Regions from separate parts of the Homo sapiens genome. Here region 1 is linked to region 2. The links are chromatin loops, found by intact Hi-C in ENCODE. Cell type or tissue: PC-3. All regions are shown on one strand. Each heading gives the region's core, and the rest is flanking DNA. Links, peaks and the distances in the headings are about the cores only.

Region 1 (15,422 bases), core at 5,663-8,162, 50 kb before region 2:
GCCGTGATCATGCCACCACACTCCAGCCTGGGCCAGCAGGCAGAGTGAGAATCTGTCTCAAAAAAAAAGAGAAGAAAGAGAAAGAAAGGAAGAAAGAAAGAAAGAAAGAAAGAAAGAAAGAAAGAAAGAAAGAAAGAAAGAAAGGAAGGAAGGAAGGAAGGAAGGAAGGAAGGAAGGAAGGAAGGAAGGAAGGAAGGAAGGAAGGAAGGAAGCAAGCAAGCAAGCAAAGCAAGAAAGCAAGCAAGAAAGAAAATATCACTATCACACTATGAAACAATCACTGCCCTTGTGCTTTAAACACATTTTCCTTCCTGGGTTCGAGCCAGGATCTTTCTTTAAGGATAGGAGGAGAGCATGAGCTATTTTCCAGGAAAGAGCCACCTGACTTCAGGCCCTTTCTGTGTCAGGTTCCTTTTGAGGTCTGTACTCACTCTGGCACCACAAATTCTGATGAACACCAAAATTAGCAGGTTTAGGGAGAGGAGATCTATTGGAAAAAGCACAATGAGGCCCACAGTTGAGGCCCCCAAATGGCCACCCACTTTTCCCTGAAGAAGCCATGGAGCCCGCTCCTGATGATAAAGCTAGCTCAGCTTGCATGTCATGTGTGGCTCTGGGGCACTGAGCCCAGAGTTTGACCTTTGTTCTGGAACAGAGGTCCCAGGTGCTCACTCCCAGGACTGTGCCCATCCACGGGGACATTCTCGCTGGGGTACAGTGAACTGTCAGTGTCAGGCTGACAATACCCTTTCTTGAGAGTTTCTAATTCTGGGTATTAAAATCTCCTTTCTTTCATGGAAGGATGTGTTTTGTTAATGACCATACCTGGCAAATAAAAACTGAATAGAGCTACACCTGTTTCCTCCCCACTTTCATCACTCATAATTAAAAAAAAAAAGTTTACTGAACTGTGAAATTCAAAACTCTGGGAATCACTGCTCAAAATGGTCTATACAGACAAGCTAGAAAACCATTAAGAAACCACCTCAGGGATATAAATGCTCTAATTTAATTAGCATTCTCATTAAGGAGGTCAAAATTACCAAGGGCAAAACATGCCTTAGAACACTCACTAAAGCTCCAGCTGTGGGAAACCTTCACACTCTCTCTGACAGTGGCTCCCCAAGCCTCTCCCAGATGCCTTTTCTGACAGGCCCTTTTGGATGTGTTCTGAGCTGGTAGCTGCTAAGGGAGGAAAGACCCACACCAGGTCAAGACATCACAGGGCCCAGGGAACAAAGAGGAAGGCAGCCAGTGGTGCCCAGACCTGCCCCAACAGGCCAGAAGAGCCACTCATGAAGCAGGAATCCATCCGCACCAATCCACAGCGAGGTCAGTGAAGCAACACCTCGTCAAGCCTAAGGTCAGCGTATGAGGGTCTGAGCCACAGGCAGCTTCTTCATGCAGCACATGAACCCCACATTCTTTACCACGGGAAAGCAAATTTCCTCTGACATGGGCAGGAATCCTCGACAGCTAGATGTGTTCTTGGAATTCTGTTCTTAGCTGCTGGTCATCTCCACTGGCTTCTAGGCATCACCAGGAACCTTATGAATTGTTTATTTTCAGTCCTCACAATAACCCGTATAGTAAGTGACATGGTGCCCATTTTACAGATAAGGGAATTGGGGCTCAGAAAGGTGAAATGGCTCACTCAGGACCAAGTTTCTAGCTATCTGGTTCCACAGTCCATGCCATGTGGACTCCTATCCTGCAACTTCTCATTGTCCAGAAAGGAGTATGGTTGGTTCAACAGAGGCAAAGTTCAGAGAGAAAAATCATCAATGTAAAGGTTGAGAGATGCTCAGGTTGGTCCCTGAAGCAGATTCTGATCTCTTTGTCTAGAGCCTGGCAATAGGACTTATTTGAGCAGAGCCTGGAACCACTTCCAACATCTCACCTCCCTGCTGTAGGGGATCTCTATGGAGAGCAGTATCTCCTCCGGGCTCAGCAGGGTCTTTCTGTAGCCAGGGAAGAAGGTGTGGTCCATCTGGACAGTTCTCCTGGTGCCTGTACAGAAGCAAGATGAAGAGGAGCCAAAGTGAGGGAAAGGCTGGGAACCCCCCATGGGGAGAAAGGATAACCATCAGTGGGATTCTTCATGCTGGTCTCCAATGCCCACAGTCAGAGCAAATGACTGGCACAATTGGGGCCAAATCCTCTCTCTGAAATCCTTAAGCATCCTTAAGCAATGGTGTGCTGGTGAATCTTTAACAACCAGTTCCGTGTAGGGGGAAAAGCCCTGGTTTATAGCATTTGCCAATTTCTGTGGTGTAAATACTTCCAGGCCACCAAAGTTGCATCACTGAATGTGAAGCTGGGAAGAAGGCAGGAAAGAGTTAGCACAGCAACCCGGACTGCTGTCCTCTGTAGGGGTTGCTTACAAGGCTGGCCCTTGGGAACTTGTACTTCAGAAGGGTTCCCAGTGCTCCATGATGGAGCAGCTCACTGCGCCTAAATTATCTGTACAATCAATAGTTTATGCTGAACCCCTGCTTTCCTTCTGGGAGTCCAGACTTTAGGCACATGCTAGTAGAGGCTGCCTATGTGATGAGCTCCCAAGAAAACCTCTGTCGCTGAGCCTCTAACAAGCTTTCCTGGTAGGCAAGGCATCACTTGTGTTGTCACAACTTATTGCTGGAGGAATTAAGCATGCACTGTGTGGCTCCACTGGGAGAAGTCTCTGGAAGATTGGACCTGGTTCCTCCAGACTTTGCTCCCATGTATCTTTTCCCTTTGCTGATTTTGCATCCTCCTGCTATAATAAGTCATAGCCAGGAATATGACGGCATGCTGAATCCTCTCAGTGAATATCAGAGCCGGGGTGGTCTTGGGGACCCTCTGACAAGGCAGAGATGCACTGGAGCACATAATTGTAGAGCATTTCCACCGTACAGACAGAACAGATGCAAATAACTCCAGGAGCACTGATAACAGCAAAATGAAGTACTTACGAAGTGATGAATTTTGAGTATTTATTCCTTTTGTTTTGAATATAATTTATTTCATTGTAATTTTATACAATTTTATTTTTATTTTTATTTTTTGAGACAGGGTCTCACTCTGTCACCCAGGCTGGAGTGCAGTGGTGAGATCTCGGCTCACTGCAACCTCCGCTTCCCAGGTTCAAGTGATTCTCTTGACTCAGCCTCTCAAGGAACTGGGACTAAAGGCACACACCACCACACCCAGCTAATTTTAGTGTTTTTAGTAGACATGGGGTTTCACCATGTTGGCCAGGCTGGTCTTGAACTCCTGACCTCAAGTAATCCTCCTGCCTCAGCCTCTCAAAGTGCTGGGATTACAGGCATAAGCCACCGCACTACCGCACTTGGCCTGATTTTTATTAATAACTGTGTTTCACAAATGGTTCACAGAATTCCTGAAGATCCAACAGCAGGCTGTGGTGAGCCAGTGCATCCCAGCCCCAGTACCCCACTAGGTAAGGCATGCAGGTAGCAGTTCCTGCTGTGAATTCTCTACAGAGAAAATATCCAGCTTTCCCGTCCACCAAACCAGGTACATTCTCCATGCTTCCCTGGATCCAAATCACAGGGAAAGCTGGGTCACTGAACTTTGAGCTCTGTTTCTCCAGAAAATGACCTATCTGGTGAGACTTTTCTCCCCCAAGTCCTTCTTCCTGGACCTCTGCTTCAGGCAGCTCACCTCTGGACACAAGTGTCAGCTTGGCCCCACTGGCCATGAACACGGGGTTGAGGTCGGAGATGGGGCTGGCAGTGATGATGTTCCCTCCAACGGACTAAAACAAGCAGAGAGCATGCAGTGAGAGCCCACCCCAGGAAACCCCTGCTCACGTAGCAGGCTCCTGAACATACCAGCCAGGTGACACCTGCTGCAGGCAAACCCCTGAGGTCCTGTGCCTACTGTAGTCACAATACCAGCATAGTGAGAACTTCGGCATTCTGAAAAATGCGCAAAATTTGAAATCAGAATACTTGAGATTGGATCCCCACTCTAAAATTTTAGCAGGCAAGCCCCTTTAAGTGTGTGTGTTTGATTGATGATTTCACCCAACCTTTTCCCGAAAGGATTGAGGTGATTTATCACAGAGGCCATATAGACTTAGTAAAATAGAAGATAAAGATCAAGGAAAGAGAGGAGGAAGACTTAAGGTTGAACAATTTGCTCTATTTGGATCTGAACTTCCTGGTAACTTGGCAAAAAAAATGTAAGAAGAATCAGATACAGGGTTCTCGTTATTAGAAAACAGGAAGAAAATCAGTTGCACGATGAAAATACAATTCTTCCTGGAAATAGATTTTAGCAGAACTAGGGAACTCAGCAGAGTTTTTGAGTTTATGTTTCCTTATCTACAGTTTATGTTTCCTTATCTATAATCAGAAGTGACAGGTACTTGGGGTGGGGGCTGGGAGGAATAGGAGTAGGCTGTTTTGTTTTAATTTAAAAAAACAATTTAAAAATGGAAGAGATAGCTTTTCTTCCGACACCATAAACTGTTGTGAAGAGCTTCCATTGGCATAGGGTGTTCGAATGCCACCATTTGCAAACTGGGAATGTGGGGACTTGTCTGAAGGCTGACTGAATAATCAACAGGTGTATTCCTCCCTCTGTGGGAGGGCTCTGTCTCTGGTTCTCCCTATAGCTCTGAAAGGAAATTCCCCTCTCAATTCTGACTTCTCCCTAGCATATCCATATCTCTTGTTCACCTACTGTTTGGCTCAGCCAAGCTCAGGAAGGGGGAGGGAGGCAGGAAGCCTCATCTCTGCAACCACAGAATGAAGCCTATGAGTCGTGGAGTGCATTTCCCAGGGTGCCCCACAGACCACCTTCATCAGAAGCACCTGAAGAGCTGGGCTACATCCCAGACCCATGTATCAGAATCTCTGAGGGTGGGGCCCAGGAATCTGCACTTTAACAAGCACTGCTCCTCCCAGGCAACTCTAAGCGCTAAAGTTTGAGGCCCACTGCACTGACACAGTGAGAGTCTGGCTGCCCTGCTTTCAGATGAAAGCTCCATCCTACGGGCCTCGCTTGCTTCTGAGAGCGACTCACCGCCACAGACTTGACTTGCTTCCCAGCAAACCAGCGCAGCTGCTCCAGGACCCCTCTGAACACCTCTGTCTTTTGGGCAGGAAGCTTAGCAACAGCATCCACCAGGGTTTTTTCCACAATGCTCAGGGGGCAAGCAGCTCCAAAGGAGATACCTGGGAACGCACGTTCGGAATCACAGCAATTCTTCCCACAGTTCAGAAGAGGCTTTCATGCACAGCTCCTCTGAAGCTTTCCAGCAACTGGAGCAAGGCTGAATCAGGACTCACAGCTTTCCATGGATGAGGAAATGAGGGCCCAGAGTGGTTGAGTGACCTAACCAATGCCACACAGCTAATAAAAGAGCCAGTACTCAAGCTTGGGCCTCTTGATCCTACAACCAATGCTCTTTCCTCTAAACCAGTAGTTCTCAACTCATTAAAATCAGAATCTCTGAAGGTGAAGTCCTAGCATTCTTTTTAAAAGCACTCAGGCACAATCCCCACCTCCCCACCCCCGCATGAGTGATTCTAATGTGTAGCCAGAATTGAGAAAAATGATTGAAGATCCCGCAGCCTCTTGCCCACTGGCACCCTACCATGGATGTTTCAGCAATGAATGGGGTCTCCTCCCGCCTTTCCCTGTGCAAGGTGAGCCCCAGGAGAAGCAGGGGGCAGCCAGAGCCAGTGGGGAGACCACCCTGATACCTGCCACCCACCTTGTAACCTATCCCCAGCCTCACAGCCCCTCCATAAGCTTGGAGTGAACCTCCTCTTACCGTCGGGTCCATGTTCTACCGAATTCAGCTCAGGGATCCAGGCTGGGCAGACAATCATAGGAAACAGCATATTCTTGAACTTCATCTCAATGCCTAGAGAGAAACAAGAAGCTGAAGTTGTAGGCCCATTGTTGTATCACCAGGGCAGGCCTTAGCAGCTTTTCTCACCATTACACACAGGATATATGACATATCCACAATCATAATATGCTCTCTGGTGACTGTAGGTGTCTGGGAATAGGAAACTCAGTAGACCAGGGGTGGGATTAGATGCAGTCTTTGGACTGTCAGCCCAAAACTAGGTCTTTCTTTCCCTCTCAAAAAACCTACCTGAATTCAAATGAAATGAGTTTGAATTCACTCTAGTGTGTGTGTGTGTGTGTGTGTGTGTGTGTGTGTGTTTGTGTACATTAGAAAACACAGGAAATTAAGGTATGTCAGGAACCCTTCTAAGCACTTTCCCTATTTTAACTTAATTAATGCTCACAACAACCCTATGAGGTACTATGATTTTTCTGTTTATAGATGAAGAAGCTGAGGCACAGAAAAGTTAAGTTTCTTGCCCAAATCACACAGCTAAGAATAACCAAATTTCAGTACTGGAATGATTATTCGTGTTGGGGTATAATCGTAATAAAAACATGAAAGTTTAACATTAAAACAAAAAAGGAAAATGGGAGGGAAAACTTCAAATCTGTCCTCCAGTTCCCACTATCTGCCTGAGTTCTTCAAGTTGTCTGGCTTTGCGGGGCCACACATCTGTGTGTGGTTTCTGGCCTTCCTGACTAAATGAGTCAGAAGCCTCTGTTAAACAAGTGTGCCTCTGTTCCTTAGACCCAGTTGGCTCAGCACCTCTCCCAGCCCTGCCAACAGTGTATAGATGGAAAAGGTTAAAAAAGAAATACCTGTGACCTCTTTGCCCCCCCTTCCCCCCAGGTGCTGTTTAGGATTTCTGAAGGGGGCCCTAGGCTTTGTGGATCCCCAGATTCCAGAATCTTCAAAGCTCCCTTCAGAAATCCTAGAAGCACCTGAATACCAGCCCCTTTTGAATATCAGCTTCCAGGACAAAGAACACAGATTGAAGCAGCAAGTTCTACGTTACTAAGGTTTTCTCTTTGTCTGCCTTCCCCCAACACTCTGCGTTGACTGGAGGTGACTATGCTATTGGGGTATGTATAAGAGAGAAGGGAGTGGCGCAGAAGGAAATGGTCTTGAGAAATCATTTCTAATTGTGGAACTTAGGTAATCTTTGTTATTCATTTCTCTTGGAATCCAACTGGGCCCAGGACATTGGATGGCTCATGGCAGGGAGCATGCAAGTGTGAAATGATCCCCTTGAGGCTGGGGTGGGGGACCACATGAGCCCATGAGTTTGAGGTGAGCTATGGTGACATTGCACCACTGTATTTCAGCCTGGGCAACAGAGTGAGACCCTGTCTTTGAGGAAAAAAAAAGAAGGACCTCCTAAGATTCCCCCAGCCACCTTAAATCAAGCTACACCTGAGCTACATGAGCCATGAGTCCTGTTGAGCCATGGCCATCAAGATCACATTTCTTGAGGTGTGTCTCAGCCCACCCTGCTGCCTCAGTGTGTCACAAAACCACAGTTGGGGACTCTATCTTATGTATATGTGCGCACGAGGGAGGCGTCCATTCTGACTCCATCAGCACTGACCCAAGCCAGGCTCTCCTCTCTGTGGCTGAGGAGCCAACCAGAACTCAGGGCTTGGCAGCTCCTTCAGGAACCAGAGCCAGGACCTGACTGCTTAGAAGGAGAGCATGCCCCTCCACAGCAGAGGTCCTCAGCTGTCCCACGGTCTCCTCCTTAGATCCTCACTAGGCTTGGGATCCAGCAAAGTAGAAATAGGCCATGCCAGGTTTAGAAATCGACAGAGATTAGCAGGGACCTGGGAACCTCTCCCCATCTCTTACAGCACTGGGGCTGAGAGGTGCATATTCTGAGTCTCCCAGCCTGTTCAACTATTCCAGGCCTCACGTCCTAGGTGGTAGCACTGACAGGGCAGGTGGCCATGGTCATAGGCAACACAAACACAGTCACACCTGGAGCTCTCCTCTTCTTTACCTTATCACATCCTCCCCCAGAAAAAGTGGGGTGGTGGGGTCAAAAGCGACATTTATGGAACCTCTAGTGTCCATCAGCCACTGGCCTAGACACTTTGCTTAAATTAGTTCCTCCTCCCTTAGACTAGAAGGCCCTTGAAGGCAAGGAACCATGTCCAATTGAGCTTTGTATCCCAAGCCCCTTCCAGAGTACCTGGCTCATGCTCGGTGCTCTGTAAATGTTTGTGGAGAGAAGTCAACTACATGCAAGGATCTCATTTCACACCCAAAACAATCCTTCAAGGAGTTGTTAGTATCCCCATATAAAAAACAGAAAATGAGGGTAGATGAGGACAAGCAACTTTTCTGAGGTCACACATCCAGCAAGGGGCTGAGCCAGGCCTGTGGGACTCCACAGCTAGGGGCCTTTGCAGGAACTGGAGTGTCCAGGGATTTCCAGTGGGCTCCAGGTAGTCAGTGGGGCAGAGGGATAGGGTGCAGAGGCAAGTAAAGTCAGGGGGAGGTGAGGATGGGCAAGAGGACCTAGAAACACCCCCAGACCCCCTGGCAGCCCCAGGGCAGCCTCCCTGGCCCTTACCAATCTCCGTGTTCCCCACGACCAGCTTGGCGTCAGGGTGCTGAGCCTTGAGGTCCAGCAGCTCCTTGAGGGTTGAGGCCTGTATCCACGTCACACGCTCCCCTTCAAATCGCAGCTGCTTCCGAGGAGTGTCTTTCAGCCTCTGGGAAATGCAGTTTTCTTACTACACTGTCTCCCTCTTCCTACTGTCATTCCTCTTATAAATTGCTTTAAGTCCTCAATGGGATGTTTTACTGACATTCAGAATGAAAATATCTAACAGGAAGAAGCAAGGGGAAGTAATATGTTCAGAGGCAGGAACTCCATTGGGACTAGTCTTTACAAGACTTCCATGAAGGAGGCATTATGAGCCTCATTTTCACCAGTGAAAGAAGATCCTGAGGGTCAAGGAGGTTATGGGACCTGCTGAAGGTCACCTGCCATGAGGGGTCCCCAACAGACCTGGCTGAAAGCCAGATTCCTTGCAGTGCCCCATAATATCTCCAGGGGGCACCATGGACAAGGCATGAGAAGGGAGGGAGGGAGGGAGAGAGGGAGGGAGGGAGGGAGAGAGGGAGGGAGGGAGGGAGGGAAGAAAGGAAGGAAGGAAGGAAGGAAGGAAGGAAGGAAGGAAGGAAGGAAGGAAGGAAGGAGTTTGTTATAAGGGGATGCCTAGGAAGGCTGGCTTTAGTGCTTGCAGGAAGACACTGGGCTGAGAACGAAGCCCTCAAATCGAACTGCCAGTATTTTCAAAGTTTCACAGTCCAGAGAAAGATCTGCTGGTGGCCTGCTGCAAAGCCATTCTCTCTGGCCTGTTGAAGCTACAAGGTAGTTTTCATAGCTCAAAACTCTGAGAAGTGTGCACTTCAAAAACTCCGAGTGGCTTGATTCTTTCGTTGCCATAAATATTAGAGTGATGGTGATAAAGTGGGTGTGAGGGGGTTTCCTTAAGACAGAGCTGTGAGCTGCAGATCATGTCCTTTGAAGAGAGCTCTCGTTTTTTGTTTTGTTTTGTTTTGTTTTAAATAAATGGATTGCTTATAGAGGGAATACGTTTCTTGGAGTGCTTATGTATTAGATATAGGCAGGAGATCAACAAATGGTTATAGTGAACCTGCTACACTACACAGTGTGCCTAGAGAGCCAGTCCCTATCCTCATGGGGCTTGTCATTTAGCAAGGAACACAGACATCAAATTAATAACTGTAACTGTGACACACATGAACTGAAGTGCAGGGGCTGTGGGTACACATAGCAGAGACTCAACCTAGGGGAGTGTCAGAAAATGGAAGGGAAATTTAAGCTGAAACATAAAGGACAAGAAAGACACAAAGTTCCCAGTGGGTATGAAAATAAAGCAGGTTTCCAGGGACTCACAGTACAGACCCGGCTGGATCTGTCCCTGAGGCATCACCTACCAGCAACTCTGGGGGAAAAATGGGCTCCTGGGTTGGATCCAGGGGCGTGAACTCCTCTGGTTTGAATAAAGATGGCGAGAGGCTGACCTATGGGGAAAGAGAACAGGTAGGTGATGCAGTATCTCCTCCTTTCAAACACCCAAGAGGACCAATTCAGCCTTTCCTTCCAGCAAGCTCATTCCCAGCCCCCTGCAGGCTGCAAGAGGAGCAGGTAATCCCTGGGAGGCAGGAATGAGAGAGTCTCAGTTACAGGACCCGGGGCTAACGTGCACCATCACCATCCCCACAGTCTGCCATCACCGACTCACCGTAGGTTCCTCTTCCAGCCCCCACCGCCAGGGACATGGAGCTCGTGCACTGACTCCTCTAAGTCTCAGATTACCCCCAGGCTTCCAGGGGGAGAAGAACTCACTTACTGAGTGGTCTTTCTTCTGGTTCATGCAGCAATTTGGATTATTCCCATCTCCTCCACAGCATCCACCATCCTAGAGAGATGATGAACATCTGCACAAGGGTATTTACAAAGAGTATTTGCAGAAGCTAAGGAATCTAGATTACTAATATCCAGAACACTCCAGCTCTGACGCCTGTCCCAGCATCAACAGCAGGGGCATCCTGCCTGCCTGTTGCCCAGAGTGGAGGCCTCCGCTACATTCCCTCTTGCTTGGCTAACGTAGATTAAACAACTCATGGATAAACAAATAGGAGCAACAAGGCCACTGAATTTCAGGAACTTTTCTCCATAAAAGCTAGGTCCTACTTTATCAAAACCTATCCCTTATGCCCATTTCTCTTCTTCAGTGCTGCTTCCTCAGGAAGCGTCTATGAGGGATATTCCCATTGGCTCTCTCAAGACTCAAGAGGCTTGACTTCCAGATCAGCAAGGTTCTAGGGGCGTGGCTGGTGTCTCCCAGGCTGGGCTCTCTGCAGGACCCTGCCAAAGGATGTCCAAGACGGGTGCTGAGCCCAGCACTGTGTCCAGCCAGTGTGCCCAATGGCCTCCCTACTGCTTATTAGGCACTTCTTCCCAGAAAGGTAAACACCCTTCACTCCTCACTGTGGGCCTGTTCTGGAGAAGTATGCAGGTCAGACCACCCAGCATCTCTGGGAAAAGACTTGCTCAGGACCTCTTAGGATACCAGTGGCAGAGCACACACAGAGTCTAGAATCACTACCACCCAGCACCGAGGCACTGCAGGGTGGCAGAGGGGCGCACTCAGCTGACTGATCTGCAGCTCAGGGCTTCAGAAGACAGAGTCCTGGAGTTGTGCTGAGATGAAAAAGTAGGGGAAACTCATAGGTTCTGCCTCAGGCACTTTTATCGGGTAGTCAATTCCTGAAAAAGCAGGCTGGGAGCAGTCCTTCTGCAAGTCAGCCACAGGAGACACCATGCCATGCTGGCATTTTCCAGAGTCTGTTTCACAACTCGTTGTCTTCTGCAAGAAAGCACTCATGGGATGCTGGAGGTGTGACCTTGGAGAAGTTGTAAGCAGGCAGGCAGTGGCATCAGGAGAGAAACACCCCACCCACCCCACCACCTGGACACGCTGCTCCGTGTGCAGACTCTTCCTGCATTCACAGCTCCAGCACTGGACACCAGACCTGCTCCGTCCATTCTGAGCCTCCCCCCAGCCAGCCACCTTGCACTTCCCCTCTATATTTAGAAAGAAAGAAAGGAAGAAAGAGAGGTTTCTTAGTGCCTTTTCTCACCTTTCTTCTTGGAGAAGGAGTGATGTAGGGAAATGCCCTGGCCTACCTGAAGTGAAAGTCCTGCATCCCACTCACCTGGCCCTCTGAGGAAGGACATATTTCACAGAAGCGCCTTTTCCAGACAAAGTGCCAGTGCATTATTACTTAGATCTATTTTCTTGATAATTCATTGGTGTGTTAATGACATAAATTACTGTGATGTACAGTAATGCATCACTGCCCTCAAGGTCTATTGAGGTTGGATAAGACTACATTTTCTCATCCCCACCCTCCTGAGATTCCTACTTTACTAAATAGGCTAAGGCTTCTGCACTGGTGCCTTTAAAAAAAAAAGTTTTTTTTTTAGAGTGGTTTAAGGTTCACAGAAAAAACTGAGTGGAAGATGTAGAGAATTCCCAAATACCCCTATCCCAACATACACGCACAACCTTTCTCACTTCAGTATCCTCAAAAGTGGCATATTTGTTACAACTGATGGACCCACATTGACACATCATTATCACCCAAAGTCCATTAATTTACATGAAGGTTCACTCTTGGTGTTGTACATTCCATTGGTTTTGACAAATGCATGATTACAGGTGTTGACCCTTATGATATCTTACAGAAAGAGTTATACTGCCCTAAAAAACCTCTGTACCCTGACTATTCATCCCTCTGTTTCCCCTAATCACTGGCAACCACTAGTCTTTTTACTGCCTCCATGGTTTTGTCTTTTCTAGAATTTCATAGAATAGATATCATACAATATGTAGCTTCTAAAGATTGATTTCTTTCACTTAGTAGTAGCAATTAAGGTTTGTCTATGTCTTTTCATAGCTTGATAGCTCCTTTCATTTTGGCACTGAATTAACATTCCATTATTTGGATGTTCTACAGTTTATTCACCTACTGAAGGACATCTTGGTTGCATCTAAGTTTTGGCAATTATGAGTAAGGTTGTTGTAAGCATGCCTGTGCAGGTTTTCATGTGGCAATAAGTTTTAAATTCCTTTGAGTCAGTTCCAAGGTGTGTGATCACTGAGGTGCATGATAAGACATGTTCAGTTTTGTAAGAAACTGCCAAATTGTCTTCCACAGTGGTTGTGCAGTTTGCATTCTCACCAGCAATGAATGAGAGTTCCTGTTGCCCCACATCCTCACCAGAATCTGATGTTGTCAGTGTTTTGGATTTGACCATTCTAATAGACCTGTGGTGGTATTTCACTGTTCTTTCAATTTGCAATTCCCTAATGGCATATGATGTCGAACTTATATGCTTACTGGCCATCCATATACCTTCTTTGGTGAGGTAGCTGTGCAGGTCTTTTACCCATTTTTTAATTTAGTTGTTCATTGTCTTATTGCTGAGTTTTATAAGTTCTTTGTATATTTGGATAAGTACTTTACAAGATGTGTCTTTTGCAAATATTTTTCTCCCAGTGTACCGCTTGTCTCCTCATTCATCGTTATTAAATTTTAATGAAGTCCAGCTTATAATTATTTCTTTTATGGATCATGCCTTTGGTGTTGCATCTAAAAAGTCATCATCATTCCAAGGTCATCTAGGTTTTCTCCTATGTCATCTTCTAGGAGTTTTATTGCTTTACACTTAGGTTTATGATTCATTTTGAGTTAATTTTGAGAAGTGTATAAGGTCTGTGTTTAGATTCATTTTTTTTTGTATGTGAATGTCCAACTGTTGCAGCACCATTTATTAAAAAGACAATCTTTGCTCCATCGTATCGCCTTTTCTTCTTTGTGAAACATCAGTTGACTGTATTTATGTTGGTCTATTTCTGGGCTCTCTATTCTGTTCCATTGATCTCTTTGTCCATTCTTTTGTCCATTCTTTTTGTAGTATGGACAGTGTCCATACTACACTGTCTTGATAACTGCAGCTTTGTAGTAAATCTTGAAATTGGGTAGTGTCAGTCCTCTGACTTTGTTCTCTATTCTCCTTCAATATTGAGTTGGCTATTCTGGATCTTGTTCTTCTCCATATAAACCTTAGGATCAATTTGTTGATAGCCACAAAATAATTTACTGGGATTTTGATTGGGATTGCATTGAGTCTACAGTTGGGAACAACTGACATCTTGACATATTCAGTCTCCTTATTCATGAAAAAGAAATATCTCTCCATTTGTTTAGTTCTTTGATTTTGTTCATCAGAGTTTTGTAGTTTTTCTCACATAAATCTTGTACACACTTTTTAGATTCATACCTAAGTATTACATTTGTTGGAGAGTATTAATGTAAAACGTAAATGATAATGTGTTTTGAATTTCAAGTTCCACTTATACATTGCTGTTACATATGAAAGTGATTAACTTTTGTATTGCCTCTGATTCTATCTTCTGGAAGAGATTGTGGAGAATTGACATAATTTCTTTTTTAAATGTTTGATAGGATTTACCAGTGAATCTATCTGGGCCTGGTGCTTTCTGTGTTAAAGGTTATTAATTAATGATTCAATTTCTTCAATAGTTATAGGCCTATTCAGATTATCTACTTTTTGTATGAGTTTTGGTAGCTTACATCTTTCAAGGAATTGTTTTATTTCATCTAGGTTATCAAGTATATGAGCATAGAGTTGTTCTTAATATTCCTTCATTATCCATTTAATGTACATGAGCTCTATAGTGAGATCTTTTTATTTTGATATTAGTAACTTGGATCTTCTCTTTTTTTTCTTAGTTAGCCTGGCCAGAGGCTTATTAATTTCATTGATCTTTTTAAGGACCCAAATTTCAGTTATGTTGATTTTCTCTATTGATTGTCTGTTTTCAATGAAATTGATTTTTGCTCCAAATTTTATTTTTCTTCAGCTTACTTTGAATTTAATTTGCCTTTTTTTTTCTAGTTTTCTAAAGTGGGAGCCCAGATTGCTGATTTTATTTGTATTTTATTTTTATTATTTATTTATTTATTTATTTATTTGAAATGGAGTCTCACTCTGTCACCCAGGCTGGAGTGCAATGGCGCAATCTTGGCTCACTGCAACCTCCACTTCCTGGGTTCAAGTGATTCTCCTGCTTCAGCCTCCTGAGTAGCTGGGATTACAGGTGTGTGCCACCATGCCTGGCTAATTTTTGTATTTTTAGTAGAAACAGGGTTTCACCATGTTGGTCAGGCTGGTCTTGAACTCCTGACCTCGTGATCCGCCCGCCTCATCCTCCCAAAGTGCTGGGATTACAGGCATGAGCCGTCGTGCCTGGTGGATTATTGATTTTTAATCTTCCTTTCTAATATATGCATTCAATACTATAAATTTCCCTCTAAGCATTGTTTTCACTGCATCTTGCAAATTTTGATAAGCTGTATTTTCAATTTCATTTAATTCAAAATATTTTAAAATTTCCCTTGAGATTTTCTTTTTGACCATGTGTTCTTTTGAATTGTGTTGTTTAATCTTCAAGCATTTGGGGGTTTTCCAGCTATCTTTCTGTTATCGATATCTAGTTTAATTTCATTTTGGTTTGAAAGCAGACATTGTATGATCTCTATTCATGCAATTTAAATTTGTAAATGTGTGTTTCATAGCACAGAATGTGGTCCATCTAGGTGAATGCTCCACGTGAGCTTGAGAAAAATGTCTTTTCTGCTGTTGTTGGCTAAAGTAGTCTATAAATGTCAATTATATCCAATTAATTGATGGTGCCGTTGAGTCCAACTATGTCCTTACTGATTTTTGGCCTGGTGCTGTCCATTTCTGATATAAGGGTGTTGAAGTCTTCACATATAATAATGGATTCATCTATTTGTCTCTGCAGTTCCACCAGATTTGCCTCATGTATTTTGAAGCTCTGTTGTTAGGTGCACACACATTAAGGACTGTTATATCTTCTTGGAGTATTGATTCCTTTATTATTTTTAATGCCCCTCT
Region 2 (15,422 bases), core at 4,679-7,178:
CACAGAAACCAGATCTTACTTGTTTTTGAATCCACATTAACATGTAGTAGTGGTCAGTAAATACTTGCTCAATGACTTCTGCTCAGTAAAGAAAAGCCACTGATTCTTCTCAAACAGTCTACCTAAGGTTGCTTCCCTCTCACCCGGAAGAGAAAGTCGTCTTGTGCTTATTCTCCTCATCACTCTTCTCCTTTTTCTTCCTCTTCGCCATTGTTATGACCATGCACTGTGGTTTAATATGGTTTTCTTGTTTATTTATATACATCAATTCATGGCAGCTTCATATATGTGATATTGTAAGTCTCATTTTCTCCTGAAGAAATAGTTTCTGAGAGTGACGAAGCAGCAGAACTTTCACTTGAAGCCCACTTGTTAGTTCTAGAATCAGCACTCCTTCTACTCCACTAGATCCCTGAGGTTCAGACCTGAGCACTCAGGTGGGTCTCACGACAGAGCAGCTGATGCAGGGCCTGGTGGAGGATCCACACAGAGATTTAATCAGCAGTGGATTGGGGCCAAGAAGGAAGAGTCAGGAAGGAAATCCCCAATGTGTGAAAAACAAAACCACAACAATCAACAATGAAAATCCAGGGACAGGGAAGTGAGTTCCACCTAAATAAACCCCAATCATTGGACATGCTGGCTTAAGTGAACTAGGACTTTCCAGAAAACGGGAGGTCACATGGGAGTGACTCAAGGTTTCAACCTCTGAGGGCAATGATTGCTGGAAACTATCTCACAAGGAACACTTCTGAAGGGATTTGGAAAGAATGCTTGCTAAAGGAAGGAAGCAGTCCAGAAATGGACAAATGAATCCATAAGGAAGGGCTGAGAAAGGGACAGGTGGGAAAAGCGGTCTCGGTGAAGATGAAGGAGGAAGTCAGAAAGTAGTTCAAAAAAACCAATTCTAGCAGACGGAGGATGAGCCAGGCACTCCTGCCCACCTCTGTGGCCTTGTGGTTTCCTGTGGCATGATGCCAACTTAATTCTACACAAGCCAGGTGAGTCAGTGCTGGCAAGAAGTCACTGAGAATGGGCCAGACCATGGACTTGTCTTCCCCAACTCCACCAAAAGCCCTGGAAAGTGAGACACTCTCTCTCATTTCCCGCTGAGAAAGGAGAAGCCCCTCTGCTTGCTGCTTTTCCCCTCTCAAAGCTCTTCCTAGGTTTCCTCTTTGCCCCTTCAGGAAGCAAAGGTCTCACACTCAAGTCCCTTACTGCTTAGCCGTGCAGTGGGGCAGCTATGATTCACTTTTACATTGTGTTGGAAGCATGGCGCTGCATCAGCATTTGTAGAACCAGATAAGGAATACCTACATTAATACCAACTTGTGTCTGTGAAGGCCAGTTTTCCAGAGCTAAAGAATAAGGCGTGAGAGTCAGATATCAACTGCAAAAATCAGTCATTTGTCTGACCTAAATTAAAGACTCATCTTCACGTGCACAGAACCCGCCTTCTCCCTCAATTAGGGCCTGGAGATCCATCCCTTTCCTGTCAGCACCCACTGAAAAGAGAGGAAACAGCAAGGAAAGGGTGGGAAGACACTGCTTCTGTACAAAGCTTAACAGAACTCAGGTGTGCCATTCAAAATTCCACCAGGAGCTTCCTCAAGGCCCAACTATGACAGGCCTTGAAATGTCCAGCAGAACCACAAGCTGACAATTAGTCACCATCAAGAGCCGGTAGATCAGCTTGAGAAAAGACACGGCAGCAGCCAGCAGGCACAGTGGGTGGCACCGTCTAAGATGTGGATGTCTGTGGCAGCCCCAGCATGTCCCCCTAATTATGGTGTGCTCTTTGACTCAGGAGACATCACCTACAATTAGTTCTGGGACACGTTCTGGGGAGAGGGGCCTGCAGCAGGCTTTTTCTCTTCTGCAGCACCTGTGGTACACAGATAGACACTGGGTGATACCTAGGAAGGTCTCGAGCCAGCAGCTCCAACCGAGCCCTGTGCCTCCCTGGTTTCCTATGGGGGCCCGAAGCTTGTTTTTGCTGGCACAACCTATGCCCGAGTAACCGACAGGAATTGGGAAAGAAGGCTCTGCTGTTTTGACTCCAAAACTTGCCTCTCAGAGCTCTTCCATTACACTTGTAAGAACTAATTTTTGTCACAAAGGAACTATTTTCAGGAGACTGAAAAATATCCTTCAATACCAGACCAGAAGGAAGAGCTTTCAAAGAAAAAGATCCTAGGGATGAGATTTAGAGAAGGAGATATTAGAGATTAGTAGTGGTCTGTGCATTTTCAGTAACATACAGAATGGAAGGGATAGAGAGACAGAGGAGAAGAAGAAGAAGCAAGAATTCAAATGTTTGTAGATCTCAGGTTCACAACTCACTAGCTCTGCATCCATTGGCAAGATCTTTATACTCTCTGACCCTATGTCCCCATTATTTAATGGAGACAGTAATAGTTTCCTTACCTGGTGGTTGTAAGAAGACAATGTTTGTTAATGCCAGGATTAGAGCAAGTATCAAGAAGTGTTTCTGAAAGCAGAAGTTGGAGCTTGGCAGTATTTTATACGTATTTTATGCCACTCTCCCAAAGACTTCCTGGCCGTGTGCACCTACCAATAAAGTAATGATGTTCTCTCAGCACCTTCTAGGGAAAAGGTTCTGAATCCCACATTGAGACACAGCAATGACCACCAGCAGGCAGAGAGAGAGAGAGAGAGCACGAACTCCTCCTGTGAGGCCTGTCTTGGGCCAAACTGTGGAAGTAAGTACTCCTTCCTATCACTTGTGGACTAAGTGGTCTCAGAGATTGGACTAAGTGGTCTCAGATATCCAGGGATCTGGCTGGGTGCGGTGGCTCATGCCTGTGAATCCAGCACTTTGGGAGGCCGAGACGGGCGGATCACAAGGTCAGGAGATGGAGACCATCCTGGCTAACACAATAAAACCCAGTCTCTACTAAAAATACAAAAAAATTAGCTGGGCGTGGTGGCGGGTGCCTGTAGTCCCAGCTTCTCGGGAGGCTGAGGCAGGAGAATGGCATGAACCCAGGAAGCAGAGCTTGCAGTGAGCCGAGATTGCGCCACTGCACTCCAGCCTGGGCGACAGAGCAAGACTCCATCTCAAAAAAAAAAAAAAAAAAAAAAAAAGATATCCAGGGATTCAGGACCCTTACAGATCAGGAGATCAGGTCCTATCCAATAAAAATGCTTAGTGGCCCAAAGGCCAGCAGTATGGATTTGGGTTAGAGGATCAAAGTATAACTGTATTCTCATTCTCTCTCTTTACTAAGACATACATATCTAATATGCTTAATGTTTTGTTCCTGATTCTTTACTGTCTTACTGCATTTGGGCCCAGAGGCCCTGACTTCTCAAGCCTGGAGAGATTCAACCAAACTAAACCTGCCTGGAAGTGATACATATGACTTCTCATATTTTGTTGGCAGAACCAGTTGCAGATAACTTTAAGGAGGTATGTCCATCAGTCAGCTTAGATTGTGTTAAACTGTGGGAATGATCACCCAAGTCTCAAGCATTTATAGAAATAGTGATTTTTTTTTTCTCTCTCATACATCCTGTGGTCATCTAATACCCTGGGCTCCAGGCTGAAGGAGCAGCCTCTATGTGAGACAATGTCACTCTCATTATAGATAGAAAAGAAAGTCTGTGGGCTGATGTAATAGCTCTAATGCTTCTGCTCAGGAGTGGCATTCTTCACTTCTACTTGTGGACCAAAATGAGTTTCATGGTCAATATCTGATACCAGAGAAGCATAATCCTCCTATGTGGAGGGGCACCACCTCTCATGTGGCCAAGACTGATGGCAAAGGTAGGGAAGTAGAATAATCTTATCACACAGAGGCAGCAGATACTGGGGGCAAAACTTAATCTAACACAGCAAGAAAGTATAATCCTATCTATAACTCAAAGTGGAGGGGCATGGGATATTTGTGAATATTAGTGACATCTACCATTACTAGCACTGTAAATGTAAACACAGAGGGCTATCGAATAGAACTTCGTCAGAGTAAACCATACACCCTGCCTGGAGGGGATTTGGGACAGTTACACAGAAAAACAGACAATTGATCCAGGCCTGAGGTTGGAGAACTTATCATTATGTACCTCATATTCATTCAACAAATAATTATGAGCATCTACTAGAGGCCAGGAAGTGCACCCACTGATATACAATGGTAAACAAAACAGGCCTTGTGGAGATCAAATATCTCTAGAGAAAGCTAGCATTAAATAAATATATATTTATTGTAATCAACACACAAATAAATATATATTTATTAATACAAACTGGCCTACAGGTTACAGTAGGAAAGACTGGCCTCTCAGAACTCTTTCAGAGACAGAATAAGGCCACTTTGAGGAAGTATTGTTGGAATTGAGAGTTGACTCAGAGTTAGCCAGGCAAAAAGTGGTGGAAAGAATGTTCCAGGCAGAGCGAACAGGTTGTACAGACTCGCTGAGATGACAAGAGTTTGGTATACCTGAGGGACCAATGAGAGGAGGGAAATTACTGTAGCGAGTGAGTAGAAAAGCAATTCAAGGGGAAGTTGGTGAGGAAAGCTAAAGCATGCCTGAGATCATGTTAAGAGTTTTAGATTGTGTTTTACATGACATAAGACGTTGATAGTATTCAGTGGCTGGGGGAGTTTGTGTGTGAGCATGAGACATTGTCCTATATCCATTTGTTTAATTACCTGGCTACCACATGGAGAGTGGATTGAAGAGAGGCAGGAGTTATTCAGGCAACAGTCAGGCAAAAGATGATGTGACTTGGGTTGGACCTGCGGAGATGGACATGGACATGTGCATAATAATTTTAAGACATGTTTTAGGGGCAGAACTGATAGCAATTTGTGATGAATTAGAATATGTTGGGAGGAGCAATGAGTCAGAAAAAGGTAGCAAGAAAGATGGAGTTGGTTCTTCCTAAGTCCAATTCACCCAGAAGAGAAAGAATGATGAAGGGGTGGGAATAAGGGAATCAAATTTTTTCTTGGGACATGTTCATTGTGAGATTTCTGTGAGCCCTCTGAGATAGAAATGTAGAGTAAGTTGTTGAAAGTGAGAGTCTGGGGCCTGGAATAAAGGTCCAGGCTACAAATGTTTGTTTAAGGATCACAGTATATAGTAAAATCCAAAGTCATGGGAATGGGCGGAATGCAAATTTAAAGCAAGAAGAGAAGAGGATTGTGGACTGCTTGCTCCCTAAATAACTCAAATATTAGAGTTCAGTTGGGGTAGTGGGGAGAAAGGGCTGCTGGCAAAAGAGTCTGAGAAGACCAGAAAGCTGGGAGAAAACTTGGGGGTCTGGTGTTAAGGAAGCCAAGAGATGAAGCATGTTTCCGGAAAGAAGTGTTTAACAGCCTAGACTACCGCAGAAAAGTCCAGTGCGATGAGGACACTGGCTTTGGCAGCACAAAGTGCCCTTCGCAAAATCCATTTCTATGAAATGGAAGAGGCAGAAACCAAAACTGAATACAGTGAGGATTAAATGAGAGGTGAGGATGAGACTGCAGACAACTCTTGCAAGAAGTGCAGTTAAGGGAGACAGAGCATGGGGGCAATAGCTGGGGATGATTAGGATAAAGATGGTAATGTACAAATGTCTGAATAATTATTGGATAAATCCAATAGAGAGTAAAGATGGAAATGTTAACGATGGAACAAAACCGGCTGATATGGCAAAAAGGGGGAGGGATCAGAGCACAAATGGGGAGTCTGACTTTGCAGAGGAAATGAAATCTCTTCCCAGAAACAGTAATGAAGGAGAAAAATTGGGTGGTGATGCCACCAGGTGTTTGAATTTGGTAGTGGAGAGAAACAGGTAGAGTTTCTGTATTGTACACTGTGGGATTTGGGGTGAGGGTGGGGTGGTGTTTGTGTGTTTTGTTTTTAATTAATATGAGACAAGGTCGTTAGCTGAGAGGAATACAGGGTAAGATGAATACAGCTGGAAAACTGGAGAATGTACAAATATTCCTTGAGGAGAGTCAAAGAATGGACTTATCTCGGCTGTGTGGTGACTGGCAGTGCCAGTTTCCCATTTGAGGTTGGAAATCATGAGCCTAGAGTAGTACTTGTTATCACAGAAGTGAAAAGTCACATCAATCTACCCAATTGTGGGACTGTTGCACAGTTTCAACTGCATGGAGGCAGGCATGGAAAAGGCAGTGAATAGGTTTATGCAGAATTGAGTTGCAACAGGCACATGTAATAGGAGGAAAGAGGTGAGAGAGTTGAGGGTATCTGCAAGGGAGGGCCTATAGTAATGGTCCATTGACTTGTACCTGAATACAAGGTACTGTGGAGTGCTTCATGAGGCCAAGGAGAATGTAATCGGAGAATAGGATATTTGAGTTTGCTACTTAAGCATTGGTAAAATTATAAATGGCTACCTTTTAATAGAGTTATTTCCTTCTTTTAAATTTATATACCATTAAAGGCACAAATCTTAAGTATACAGTTCAATAATTTTTGGCAAATATGTACACTCGTTTTGCCCCCACAATTTGTGTCATTCCAGAGAGTTCTTTCATCCCTTTTCCAATCAATCCCCACTCCCTGCCCCCAACAGTAGCAGCTACTGTTCTTATTTCTATCACTATGCATTACTTCTGTCTGTTATAGAATTTCATATAAATGGAATCATGGAGTATTTATTCTTTTGTATTTGGCTTCTTTCACTCAGCATGTTTTTGAGATTCATTTATTTAGTAATTCATTTTTTTATTGCTGAATAGTATTGCATTGTAAGAATACACCACAACTTATTTATCCACTCTTCTGTTATGCTGGGTAACAGAATAGGTGTGTGTTTAACTTCGTAAGAAACTTCTAGGTAGTCTTTCAAGGTGGGCATAACATTTTATACTCTCACTGGCAACATATAAGAATTTTAGCTACTCCACATCCTGTCTAATATTTATTGTCATCAATCTCTCCTTTTAACCATTTGAGTAGTTGTCAAGCGGTGTCTTGTGGTTTTCATTACTTCCCTGATTTTGAACATGTTTTCATTGCTTATTAACAATTTCTACATCTTCTTTTGCACAGTGTCTGTTTTACATTGAGATTTTTGTCTTTGCATTATTGAACTGTAAAAATTCTGTATATATTCTGAATTCAAGTACCTGCTTGAGGTATACATTCATCTTAAGCATCTTTTCCCAGTCTGTTGCTTGCCTAGTCACTTGCTTAATGATGTTTCTTGATGAGAAATTTTCAATTTTGTTTTAGCACAACTTATCAATTATTTTATGGTTAATGGTTACTCTATTTAAGAAATTTTTTTCACTCTGATGGTAGTTTCTTTTGGTGTGCAGAAGCTCTTTAGTTTAATTAGATCCCATTTGTCAATTTTGGCTTCTGTTGCCATTGCTTTTGGTGTTTTAGACAGGAAGTCCTTGCCCATGCCTATGTCCTGAATGGTAATGCCTAGGTTTTCTCCTAGGGTTTTTATGGTTTTAGGTCTAACGTTTAAGTCTTTAATCCATCTTGAATTAATTTTTGTATAAGGTGTAAGGAAGGGATCCAGTTTCAGCTTTCTACATATGGCTAGCCAGTTTTCCCAGCACCATTTATTAAATAGGGAATCCTTTCCCCATTGCTTGTTTTTGTCAGGTTTGTCAAAGATCAGATAGTTGTAGATATGCGGCCTCATTTCTGAGGGCTCTGTTCTGTTGCATTGATCTATATCTCTGTTTTGGTACCAGTACCATGCTGTTTTGGTTACTGTAGCCTTGCAGTATAGTTTGAAGTCAGGTAGCGTGATGCCTCCAGCTTTGTTCTTTTGGCTTAGGATTGACTTGGCGATGCGGGCTCTTTTTTGGTTCCATATGAACTTTAAAGTAGTTTTTTCCAATTCTGTGAAGAAAGGCATTGGTAGCTTGATGGGGATGGCATTGAATCTATACATTACCTTGGGCAGTATGGCCATTTTCACGATATTGATTCTTCCTACCCATGAGCATGGAATGTTCTTCCATTTGTTTGTATCCTCTTTTATTTCCTTGAGCAGTGGTTTGTAGTTCTCCTTGAAGAGGTCCTTCACGTCCCTTGTAAGTTGGATTCCTAGGTATTTTATTCTCTTTGAAACAATTGTGAATGGGAGTTCACTCATGATTTGGCTCTCTGTTTGTCTGTTATTGGTGTATAAGAATGCTTGTGATTTTTGTACATTGATTTTGTATCCTGAGACTTTGCTGAAGTTGCTTATCAGCTTAAGGAGATTTTGGGCTGAGACAATGGGGTTTTCTAGATATACAATCATGTCATCTGCAAACAGGGACAATATGACTTCCTTTTTTCCTAATTGAATACCCTTTATTTCCTTCTCCGGCCAAATTGCCCTGGCCAGAACTTCCAACACTATGTTGAATAGGAGTGGTGAGAGAGGGCATCCCTGTCTTGTGCCAGTTTTCAAAGGGAATGCTTCCAGTTTTTGCCCATTCAGTATGATATTGGCTGTGGGTTTGTCATAGATAGCTCTTATTATTTTGAGATACGTCCCATCAATACCTAATTTATTGAGAGTTTTTAGCATGAAGGGTTGTTGAATTTTGTCAAAGGCCTTTTCTGCATCTATTGAGATAATCATGTGGTTTTTGTCTTTGGTTCTGTTTATATGCTGGATTACATTTATTGATTTGCATATATTGAACCAGCCTTGCATCCCAGGGACCATCAGAGTTAACAGGCAACCTACAAAATGGGAGAAAATTTTCGCAACCTACTCATCTGACAAAGGACTAATATCCAGAATCTACAATAAACTTAAACAAATTTACAAGAAAAAATCAAACAACCCCATCAAAAAGTGGGCAAAGGACATGAACAGATGCTTCTCAAAAGAAGACATTTATGCAGCCAAAAGACACATGAAAAAATGCTCACCATCACTGGCCATCAGAGAAATGCAAATCAAAACCACAATGAGATACCATCTCACGCCAGTTAGAATGGCAATCATTAAAAAGTCAGGAAACAACAGGTGCTGGAGAGGATGTGGAGAAATAGGAACACTTTTACACTGTTGGTGGGACTGTAAACTAGTTCAACCATTGTGGAAGTCAGTGCGGCGATTCCTCAGGGATCTAGAACTAGAAATACCATTTGACCCAGCCATCCCATTACTGGCTATATACCCAAAGGACTATAAATCATGCTGCTATAAAGACACATGCACACATATGTTTATTGCGGCACTATTCACAATAGCAAAGACTTGGAACCAACCCAAATGTCCAACAATGATAGACTGGATTAAGAAAATGTGGCACATATACACCATGGAATACTATGCAGCCATAAAAAAGGATGGGTTCATGTCCTTTGTAGGGACATGGATGAAATTGGAAATCATCATTCTCAGTAAACTATCACAAGGACAAAAAACCAAACACCGCATGATCTCACTCATAAGTGTGAATTGAACAATGAGAACACATGGACACAGGAAGGGAAACAACACACTCTGGGGTGTTGTGGGGTGGGGGGAGCGGGGAGGGATAGCATTAGGAGATATACCTAATGCTAAATGACGAGTTAATGGGTGCAGCATACCAGCATGGCACATGTATACATATATAACTAACCTGCACATTGTGCACATGTACCCTAAAACTTACAGTATAATAATAATAAAATAAAAAATAAATAAATAAAAAATAAAAATAAATAAAAAAATAAATAAATAAATTTTTTTCTACTCCAAGATCACAAAAATATTCTGTTTTCTTATAAGTCTTGAAGTTAGAAAACAAAGGTTCTCCAACCCTGTTCTTTTTCAAGATTGTTTTGGATATTCTAGGTCTTTTGAATTTTTATGTCAGTGTTAAAATCAGCTTCTAAATTTCAACTGGGATTTTGTTTGATATTATATTTCTATAGACCAATTTGGGGAGAACTAACATCTTAACAACAGTGAGCCTTCCGGCCGGGCGCAGTGGCTCACGCCTGTAATCCCAGCACTTTGGGAGGCCGAGGTGGGTGGATCACGAGGTCAGGAGATCGAGACCATCCTGGCTAACACGGTGAAACCCCATCTCTACTAAAAATACAAAAAATTAGCCGGGCGAGGTGGCGGGCGCCTGTAGTCCCAGCTAGTTGGGAGGCTGAGGCAGGAGAATGGCGAGAACCCTGAGGGGCGGAGCCTGCAGTGAGCCGAGATCACGCCACTGCACTCCAGCATGGGCAACAGCGAGACTCCGTCTCAAAAAAAAAAAAAACAAAAACAAAAACAAAAAAACAACAGTGAGCCTTCTAATTCATGGACATGGTATATCACTTCATTTACTTAGGTCTTTAATATCTCCACAATGCCATGGAATCTTCAATGTAAAGGACTTGAAGATCTTCAGTTAAATTTATTCCTAAGTACTTTATATTTTTGGTGTTATTATAAGTGGTATTGCTTTGTAAATTTTGTTTCCCAATGCTTCATTGCTAATATATAGAAATACAACTGATTTTTGCATACTGACCTCATACCCTATGACATTGATAAATTCACTTGCCCTAGTTGTTTTTATTAGTCTGAGAATAAAGAGTTTTAACTATTTATTTCCAATATTTATGCCTTCTATTTCTCTGTGATGTCCACCATATTACACTGATTAGAATTTTTGGAACAATGTTGAGAAGAAGTGGTGAGAGTAGACATCCTTGCCTTGTTCTTGCTCTTAGAGGGAGCAGAATTATTTTTTATACCTGCCTGATTCCTCCCCCTAAACAGTAAGATTCTCCAGAGTAGGAATCACAACTTATTCTCCACCATTTCTGAAATAAAAAAGAGTATGACATTTCAGAAGCATTTAGTAAATATTTATTGGTGTATTAAAGGAATTACATACACATGGCAGAAATGCACTAAGGTCTCTGTTTTGATTCCTGGCCATATTTGGTGCTGATCCCTTAAAATGAAGTAGGAGCTCATAACCGGGCAGCCACTGATAAAAGAATGTTTTTTTAAGTTAGTAGTTTCCAATTCTGAGTTTTATGCAAATGTAATGTTAGAACGTCTAGTCATGTGGAGAGGGGTGGGAAGTGGCCATTTTGACCAGGATGCTAAGTAAGACACATGCATAATCTGATTCTTAGGTTCCGAGCACACAAAGAACTGTCAAAAGCAACCACAGGCAGGGCGCGGTGGCTCACACCTGTATTCCTAGCACTTGGGGAGGCTGAGGCGGGTGGATCACTTGAGGTCTGAAGTTCGAAACCAGCCTGGCCAATATGGTGAAACCCCATCTCTACTAAAAATACAAAACAATTAGCTGGGTGCGGTGGCAGGTGCCTATAATCCCAGCTACTCGGGAGGCTGAGGCAGGGGAATCACTTGAACCCGGGAGGTGGAGGTTGCAGTGAGCCGAGATCGTGTCACTGCACACTGCACTCCAGCCTAGGCGACAGAGTAAGATTCCATCTTAAAAAAAAAAAAAAAAAAAAAAAAAAACAGAAAGCAACCATAGCATTCAGTTTCACCAACCACAAGTCCCAAATATGCAAAACTATGAAGCTGGCTAAAAAGAATAAAAAACTGGAAAATTAGGATTTGTGGGAAAATAGATTGACTCATTCAATACTCATCCACAAAATATCATTACTTATGAATCACGGTGTTATTAAAGCTCGACCATCTGGTTCAGCAGCAACTGTTGATTCAAAGATTTAGCAAAATGACAGGTGATGATAAGTGTGACCAACTACTGAGAGTTAATGCCAAGCATTGTGCTAAGAGCTTCAAATACCCTACATAGTATTATTCACCAGCACTTGGAGATAGGCATTGCATCCACTTTATAGATGAGTGGCCAGAGATTAAATGATCATCTCAAACCATGCAATTCCTGTATGCTAGAGACAAGGCCCAACAAGATCTCCATTCAAAGTGTGCAAACTTAACCACTAAGCTATACCTCCAAATTCCATGTCATGGTGAGGGGGTGTTGTGAACATCCTTCTCCATCAGCCCTAGGACCTGGACTGTCAGTCCCATGAGATCAGGGACCATATCTGTATGTCACCACTCTGACCCGAAGTCTGGAATAGTGTCTAGCACTAAATAGGCATTCTATCAAATTAAAAAGCTAAATGACACACATTATCAGTTAATCCTAACCACACCCTAATATTTGTCTGTTTCACCTCTCAATAATTTAACTTTTTAAAATTAAAATCCTCCATTCTGATGCTGAATGTGCTCATTTCTCATGGTAATTCTAGGTACCTTATCAATTTTTGCTTTATATTTTTGAAATATGTTAAGGTAGCTTTTAGGTACTTAAGCTTTTTAAGCATTACTTAGAGACCTATTTACTCCTAAAGATGCTTTATGTCTTAAAGTCTATTTTATCTGAGATTAATATCTTGTTGTCAGCGTTTTTTGTTTAGGATTTAGGTATTTCATCTTTTTTCTAGCCTTTTTACTTTTAACCTTTTCAGGACTTTAAGTTTCAGGCATGTTTTTATAAAAGCACGGGCAGAATTTTGTATTACTGTTTTCAAATCCAGTCTAAGTCTATTTTAACTGGCATGTTTAACTCATTTTCACTTTACTGATTATTAAAATATTTGGGCTTGTTTCTACCATTCTACTCTGTTTTTTTTCTATGACTTTTCTCATTTTTAAAAATATTCCATTCGTGGCATGTTTGGTCTGGAAGTTTTACACTCTACTTCAATTATTTTATTGATTGTCTTTGAATGTTACCACTTATAGGTGTTTTTGAAATTTCACTTTGTTTCATTTAAATGTTCTGTTCACTTCTGAAATAGCTGAGCTTTTAAAATTTTCGCCTTTTCTAAGAACAATTTATCAGAAACCCAGTGACAAAAGTGTGGCAAAAGAACATAACTGTTGCTGTGTTAAGAAAAGTATTCTGTGAGTATGAGAGATATAAACACTGTGTGCAACTATATGATAACAAAAGGGGCAATTCAGCAAGAGCATATAACAACTTTAAATATATATGCAGCCAACACTGGAGTACCCAGATTTATAAAGCAAATATTATTAGAGCTAAAGAGAGAGATAGGCCTTTTTAATACCATAATATAGGTGGAAACCACAACACCCCACTTTAAGCATTGGAAAAAGCTTCCAAGCAGAAAATCGACAAAGAAATACTAGATTTAATTTGCACTACAGATAAAATAGCCCTGTAGATATTTACAGAACATTTCATCCAAAAGCTGCAGAATACGCATTCTGTTCCTCAGCACATGGATAGAACACATGTTAGGTCACAGAACAAGTCTTAAAACATTCAACAAAATTGAAACAATATCAGGCACATTCTCTGACCACAATGGAATAAAACTGGAAATTAGTAATGAGGAATTTTGGAAACTATACAAACACATGGAAATTAAACAATATGCTCCTGAATGACCAGTGGTTCAATGGAGAAATTAAGATGGAAATTGAAAATTTTCTTGAAACAAATGATAATGCAAATACAACATACAAAAGCCTATCAGATATAGCAAAATCAGCACCAAGAGGGAAGTTTATAGCTGTAAGTGCCTAAATCAAAAAAAGAGGAAAAACTTCAAATGAATAATCTAATGATGCATCTTAAAGAACTAGACAAACAAGAGCAACCCAAACTGAAAATTAGAAAAAGAACAATAATAATAAAGATTGGAGCATAAATAAATGAAATTAACATAAAACAAGAATACAAAAGTTCAACAAAACAAAAAGTTGTAGTTTTTTTTAAATAAAGAAAAGAGGTTTAACTGGCTCATGGTCCTGCAGGCTTTACAAGCAGCATGGTGCCAACATATGCTCAGCTTCTAGGGGGGCCTCAGGAAGCTTAAAATCATGGTGGAAGGCAAACAGGGAGTAGGCGTATCATATGGTGAAAGCAGGAGCAAGAGAGAGAAATTGCGCAGGGATTGTTGCCACATACTTTTAAATGACCAGATCTTGTGGGAAGTCACTCACTATTGTGAAGACAATACCAAGTCATGAGAGATCCACCCCCCGACCCAAACACCTCCCATCAGCCCCACCTCTTGCATTGGAGATTACAATTCAACGTGAGATTTGGGTGGGGACAAATATCCAAACTGTATCTCATGGTGCCTGGAATATGATCCAATAACAGAATTAGTTAATCAATAAATATTCAATCTTATCTGGGACTTCCATCTTTAAAAATCTACCTTATCTACTTTATAGTGTCCTTGAGGATGCAACAAAGGAGTTAATGAATTCGAGTATGTTTTATACAATCTACATTCCTCAATAAGGTAGTATGTAAGCTCTTGGAAGAAGTAAATCTTTACTCATTTATTTTATTTTGTTTTTTATTTTTAGTTTTTAAACTTTTATTTTAGGTTTGGAGGTACACATGAAGGTTTGTTACATAGGCAAACTCATGTCACCAGGATCTGTTGTACAGATTATTTAATCACCCATGCATGAAGCCCAGAACCCAATAGTTTTCTTTTCTGCTTGCCTCCCTCCTCCTCCCACCCTCCACCCACAACTAGACCCCAATGTCTGTTGTTCCCTTCTTTGTGTTCATGAGTTCTCATAATTTAGCTATCACTTAAAAGTGAGGGCATGTGGTATTTGGTTTTCTGTTCTTGCATTAGTTTGCTAAGGATAATAGCCTCCAGCTCCATCCATGTTACCACGAAAGACATGATCTCATTCTTTTTTATGCCTGCATAGTATTCCATGGTGTATATGTACCACATTTTCTTTATCCAATCAGTCATTGATGAACATTTAGGTTGATTCCATGTCTTTGTTATTGTGAATAGTGCTGCAGTTAGCATTCACTTTCAAGTGTCTTTATTGTAGAATGATTTATATTCCTAGTAATGGGATTGTTGGATCAAATGGTAGTTCTGCTTTTGGTTCTTTGAGGAATCATGATACTGCTTTCCACAATGATTGAACTAAACTCTCACCAACAGTATCACACCAGTCAGAATGGCTATTGTCAAAAAGTCAAAAAATAACAGATGTTGGCAAGGTTGCAGAGAAAAGGAAACACCCACAACTCTTTGAGTCTGGGTAGATTGAGGCGAGTGTCCTGATATCCTAAAGACAGGCAATAACAAATTCTGGTAAGGAGTGAAGAAAAGGGACCTCTTGTACACTGTTGGTTGGAATGTAAATTATTACAACCACTATGGAGAACAGTTTGGAGGTTTCTAAACTAAAAATTGTGCTACCATATGATCCAGCATCCCATGCAGGGCATAAACCCAAAAGAAAGGAAATCAGTGTATTGAAGAGATATACTGATCTCCTATGTTTGTTGCAGCACTGTTTACAATAGCTAAGATTTGGAAGCAACCTAAGTGTCCATCAACAGATGAATGGATAAATAAAATGTGGTACACATATACAATGGAGTACTATTCAGCCATAAAAAAAGAATGAGAACCTGTCATTTGCAACAACATGGATGGAACTGGAG

The links. A loop is a pair of places that touch in the nucleus more often than their neighbours do. Peaks named below come from ENCODE experiments on the same cell type or tissue, not always from the same donor. Only the 100,000 strongest peaks of a DNase experiment are listed, where the experiment ranks them.
Region 1: a loop joins it to region 2, with 7 times the contacts of the local background. A loop is called at or near these places in 5 of 110 quality-filtered maps.

The regions. Positions count from the first base shown.
Region 1 is chr2:31,377,967-31,393,388 of GRCh38, forward strand. XDH (xanthine dehydrogenase) reads right to left here. Exons shown (of 36, transcript NM_000379.4): 7 at 10,261-10,329; 8 at 9,845-9,931; 9 at 8,448-8,589; 10 at 5,789-5,881; 11 at 5,035-5,186; 12 at 3,667-3,760; 13 at 1,901-2,010. Among named protein-coding and RNA genes, the nearest start is that of XDH, 29 kb to the right of the region's middle. RefSeq lists an enhancer at 5,061-5,602. In PC-3, for the core only: no CTCF peak of the experiment used is centred there; DNase peaks (open chromatin) are centred at 5,985, 6,595 and 6,985; H3K4me3 peaks cover 860 bases; H3K27ac peaks cover 2,368 bases.
Region 2 is chr2:31,429,342-31,444,763 of GRCh38, forward strand. No RefSeq gene overlaps it. Among named protein-coding and RNA genes, the nearest start is that of XDH, 22 kb to the left of the region's middle. RefSeq lists an enhancer at 295-1,494. In PC-3, for the core only: a CTCF peak has its summit at 5,770; no DNase peak of the experiment used is centred there.